Regions from separate parts of the Homo sapiens genome. Here region 1 is linked to region 2. The links are chromatin loops, found by intact Hi-C in ENCODE. Cell type or tissue: Calu3. All regions are shown on one strand.

Region 1 (2,500 bases), 120 kb before region 2:
TCTGAGCTTCTTTAGCTGGGTTTCTTATCTTCCAGGAAAAATAAAAGGGGGCTAGTGATACAGAAGGGCTGGGCTTCCAGCCAAACCTCACCCTTAAGCCTGGAACTGCAGCCCTAAGTGAAAACGGCTAATCCCGTTTTTCCGCCCAAATATTGCCTTTTTGGCCCAACCTGCCGCTATCCTGTGCTCATTAAAGACTTCAGCTAGCAGAGTAATACAAGTGGCTGAGCGACAAGCAGAGAAGCAACTGAGTGTTGGAGACTACAGATAGGCATGGCTAACCTCAGATAGTGTGTCTTCGCAGAGGAGCCTGGCCAGAGACAGCCAGGCTTCAGGGAAAGATTACCTTCCCATCCCTTTTCCAGCCTCTCTTTCCACTGAGAGCCAGCCACTGCTCAATGATGTCTTCCACATTCATCACCTTTCAACAGTGAGTGTGACTGATTCTTCCTGGATGCTGGACAAGAGCCCAGGTGTCTAGAGGGCAGGGGCTGCCCCCTTGACCCTCTACTGAGCTGATTGGCACTTAGCTGTCCCTGGATGGCAGAGCTGAAAGAGCATTGGTTGTAAGACGCTTGGATGCTGCTGCTGCAGTGCCCGCATAGAGCCTGCTCCCTCCAGAGAGGAGTGACCAGCCAGTTCCAGCATTTGTTCGCTCTGGTTCCTACAGTTGCTCACTCACACACTCCCTCCCGCAAGGAGTGGCCAGCGACAGGCTGAGTGGAATAAGCCACTCCAGGTGCTGCCCACAAAGGGGTCAAGGGAACTAACCCGTCTCATCTGCTGGCTCACCCAGGTTATGTCAGACAAGTGAGCTCATATGGAAATGTCTCTCTTTTGGGTGAAAGGAACGTTGGTTTTGTGGCTCTGTTTCCCTTCACAGAGGTCTAGCTGTTGACTAGGACCAGAATATGGTGCTGAGGAACCGAAGGAATCTGGCTGAGGCTACTCCTCAGTGTTGTTGGAAGGTCCCAAGACTGAACTCTGTCCCCGACCACCCTAACAGGCATCGGCCAAGACCCTCAGACTTTGCTGTGGTATCTTTGTATCTTTTCTTCTTTCACGGCTTCAAACTGCTCCTATCTCTTCTTTAACAATGTTAAACTGCAGATATGTTAGCACACCAGCGCCTGCGAAGCCTTTCCTCCCATGACTGAGGGGTCCTTATCAGGTGAGGGATACACTGATTAAAGGAACCCATTTCCATAGAGCAAGAAGGTCTTTCCCCCGGTCTCCTTCCTTATGCACTTTAAGCTGTTTTTTTTTTCTTTTCTTTTCTTTTCTTTTCTTTTCTTTTCTTTTCTTTTCTTTTCTTTTCTTTTCTTTTCTTTTCTTTTCCAAGTGAGAGGATCCCCTTCCCACCTCAGCACTCTGCTTATGATTGGGAGGCAACAGAGGAGCGACCCCTGCTGGCTGAGAACTGCAAATTTGGCAAGACCCATCTAGGACTTAATCTAAATGAATCCGCGCAGCTCCTGAAATAACTTTTTGTCTCAAACTAGATTCCAACCTTCAGATTGAAGCCCTAGAAAGGAAAACCAGATCTGAGGGCTCCAAAGCCAGGCAAAAGACACAGTGTAAGTGGGTGGGACTAATTCCTGCCGATTAAACCACTGCTTCATGGAAGGAGGTCAGGCTCCAAGGCATAAATGAGGCCCAGGGACTCGAAGGTTGTCAATAGTAGGGGAGGTAGAGGCATAGGTGAGTGTGGATAATTCCTATTCTCTAGGCCCTCCCTGATTCATGGGTGCAAGCCACATTGGCACGCACGGGTGGCACCCGCCAAGGTTGCTGGGACTTGGGGATACAAAGACAGAAGAGAAAGGAGATGCCTGCTTTCTCTCTCCCTCATACCCTGGGTTATTGCTGAAAGAAGGAAGGGAATTGAAGGACCCCCCATTCCCTGTCTTTCAGAATGGGCGGCAAGCTATCTTCACCACCCTTTCAAAGCTAGGTTTGAGTCCCTTTGAGATGATGTATGGACAGCTGTTTCTCACCAATGATCTCTTGCTAGACCAAGAGAACTCCGACTTAATTAAACATTATAACCTCTTTGGCTCACTTCCAACAGGAATTGAAACAACTGTTGGAGGCCCAGTCGCATGAACTAGGGCCACCTCTGTTCAACCCAGGGGACCTGGTACTGATGAAAACACTTTTTCCTTTTCTCCCTCTCTGGCGTAGACTGGGAGGGACCTTACACTGCACTTTCTACTCCTATGGCAGTAAAGTTCACTAAAGTAGATTCTTGGATTCACTATACCCAAATAAAGGCCTGAGAAGCTGACGGGATTACCCGTCAACCCAGAAGAGCACCCAAAGTACCAATGTGAAGAGATCGGAGACCTCAAGCTAAAAATCTCAAAAGATAAGTGTTAATAATAAACCTTCCATGGATATCCTCTTTATAGTCTTGCCTACACTTGCTGTTCCTACCTTTGTTCTGTTCTATACCGCGAGGCACAATATTGTTTTCAGAATGATTAGTATGTTTTGCTTC
Region 2 (2,500 bases):
CAGGCACCTGACCCTTTCTGCCCAGGAGCCTGTCTGCCTCCCACCCTCAACCTATGGCCACCAGCACCCAGGCTGTTTGTGACAAGGTGCCTGCAGGTCCACACCAAGCCACCCTCAGTCCCCCCTGGCCTCCCTCTTGTGCTCATTTGCACCCAAAGTCCAGAAGGGGCCGAGGAAGCAAGAGACTGGCATGTCAGTGCTGCCCCTAGCATGCGCACACCCGGCCAAGTCATGACAGCACCAGCACTCAGCCTCAACTTTGCTCTGAAATCAGAAAGGGGAGAAGCCAGGCAGGGGAAGCAGGCATTTCCAAGCTTGCAGGGGCAGGGGGCCTTCCCAGGCCCCCAAGAGCACAGGAATACCAGGTTCGCAGCCACAGCTGAGTGGCAGCAGCCGCGCCGGGGAGGGAGGGGCTCCCGCCGCTCCAACTAGGAAGGGGTGGGGCTTCTGCCTGTTCCTGGCTCCCGCTGGCTCCACGGAGCGTGTAGCCCTGCGTAGCCCTGGCCCCACCTCCCCAGCTGCAGACAGTGTCTTTGCAGCAGCCATTTCAGATGGGCCGCGGGTGCCGACACTTACTCCTCAAGCACAATGGAGAAAAATCTGAAATTGCACTTACTCAATATTTATGAAACAATCTAAGTTAAATTTTAAAGCATTCATCTTTCTTGTGACCCATTTTGCTGTTCTTTTCTCTTTTTTTTATGTATTTCACAGATACTTTCAGACATGAAACAACTTCTTTCAAACAACTTCTTTCATCTTCTATTCTTACTCTTTTGAATATTTTCCATTTACTAATACATTTTCAAGATGTTAATCCACTTAAAATTTTGGATTTCCATGTCACAGATAATTATTTAAGAGTAAGACTCTTCTCCACTTTATCCCCCACCACCAACTGATGCCATGAATTTTCCTGAGACACAGAAAATTGATGAATATTTTAATTAGTAGTTAATTCCCCTTTGAATGTGTAGCAGCTATGAAGTCCTAGGCAAGAACTGGGCCCAAATTTATCTCCTAAGTGATATATCATCACTCTTAGAAAACGTTTTAAGTAGTAACCTACGACATAAATTAAACAGATTACAGAAATCATTTACTTGTGAAAAAAAGAAAAGTAAAAGGCAGAGTTTGTGTACTGTGGAAAATTACAGATTTCGACATCCATTATCGCTTTCATGAATGAAGCCTTAAAGTCATTGAAGAGAAAAAAAATTTCCTGAGTATTTTCTAATGTTGCTGTTTGTTCCAACAGTTGCTTCAGATCATACAATCAATCCTTCATTCACTTTGTTTGTGAAACTAGTTACTCATGGTCACTCAATTTCCTTCATATTGAATCCTAACAGAGGCATTGACCAGGACTATTGTTCTCAAAGGTTAAAATACCCCATGAATGACTACGTCATTGCCAAAGTATGTCCAGGTCATGGAAACAAACTCAACAACATGGCCAAAGACTCCTGGAGGAGGGACGGAAGACCTGAATTTTGATCTGGTCTTTCTAACTAACTAAATGAGAAAAACTCAGCCAACTGTCCTATCTTGAGCCTCTGCCCTAAATATAATTTTATAAATAAAAAAGCACTGTCTAATGCAGGTTTTTCTTAGATGTGTTTCAAAGCACTAAACTGTTTCATTAAAATTTTGAGCAATTCTGAGATATACATCCCCTTCTTGGAGGTTCACAAGGAACATTATTAACATAGTAAAGTTTCTGAGAATTCCTGCAGTTCTGCTTAACTTTGTTCAACCCACACAAAATGTTTTACATGTTTTTGTAACCTAACACCCCTTACCCTCTGTGGAGCCTTCATTGAGAGTGCTGTACTGGTGATTTTCAAACTATGCTCTGTGGAATCCTTTTAGGGATTGCCAGAAAATGTGGTAAGAAGTGGAGAGCAGGAAGGTGGACAGGAAGCAGTCAGCAGGCAGGACTTTGGGACCCCAAACCCCAATTCAACCTTTTTACTCTGAGTACTCAAAATATAATATTCTTTCAATATAATAGATCCTTTAATCTTTAACAGATTTTTAATATATTTAATGAACTCTTTTAATCTATTTGAGGCCTCAAAATATAATATTCTAAAATTCTCTGACTTAGAAATGATTTATGTCTAGTATGAATTATCGTGCTGAGATTTTTATGAGATTTCACAGAAAAGCTCCACAGTGTTTCCAAGATAGTGTGTATTAGTCAGAGTTCTCTGGAGGGACAGAACGAATAAGATATATGTATAAATGAAAGGGCACAATCGGTTCTTGCAGTAGGTTGAATTATTGCTCATGATTATTCATTCCTGCCCAAACCTTGCTGTGCTTTCCTGGAGGCAGAATTTACTTCCTTGCCCCATTGATTGGGGCTTGGCCTTGTGACCCACTTTGGACAGTGGAATGTGAGTGTCTTACGTGCTTTTGTTGACCTCTCTTCATGATGAGACAAGCATGCCCCAGCTAGTGGGTATTCATCATCCAAGGCCCAGGAATTAGACGA

The links. Hi-C counts contacts between places; a loop is a spot of excess contacts. Peaks named below come from ENCODE experiments on the same cell type or tissue, not always from the same donor. Only the 100,000 strongest peaks of a DNase experiment are listed, where the experiment ranks them.
Region 1: a loop joins it to region 2, with 2.0 times the contacts of the local background. A loop is called at or near these places in 2 of 110 quality-filtered maps.

The regions. Positions count from the first base shown.
Region 1 is chr7:20,439,503-20,442,002 of GRCh38, forward strand. No RefSeq gene overlaps it. Among named protein-coding and RNA genes, the nearest start is that of ITGB8-AS1, 110 kb to the left of the region's middle. In Calu3, CTCF peaks have their summits at 1,386 (motif pointing left) and 1,588; a DNase peak (open chromatin) is centred at 1,399.
Region 2 is chr7:20,560,316-20,562,815 of GRCh38, forward strand. No RefSeq gene overlaps it. Among named protein-coding and RNA genes, the nearest start is that of ABCB5, 54 kb to the right of the region's middle. RefSeq lists enhancers at 1-388, 291-585. In Calu3, no CTCF peak of the experiment used is centred here; DNase peaks (open chromatin) are centred at 1,436, 1,864 and 2,386.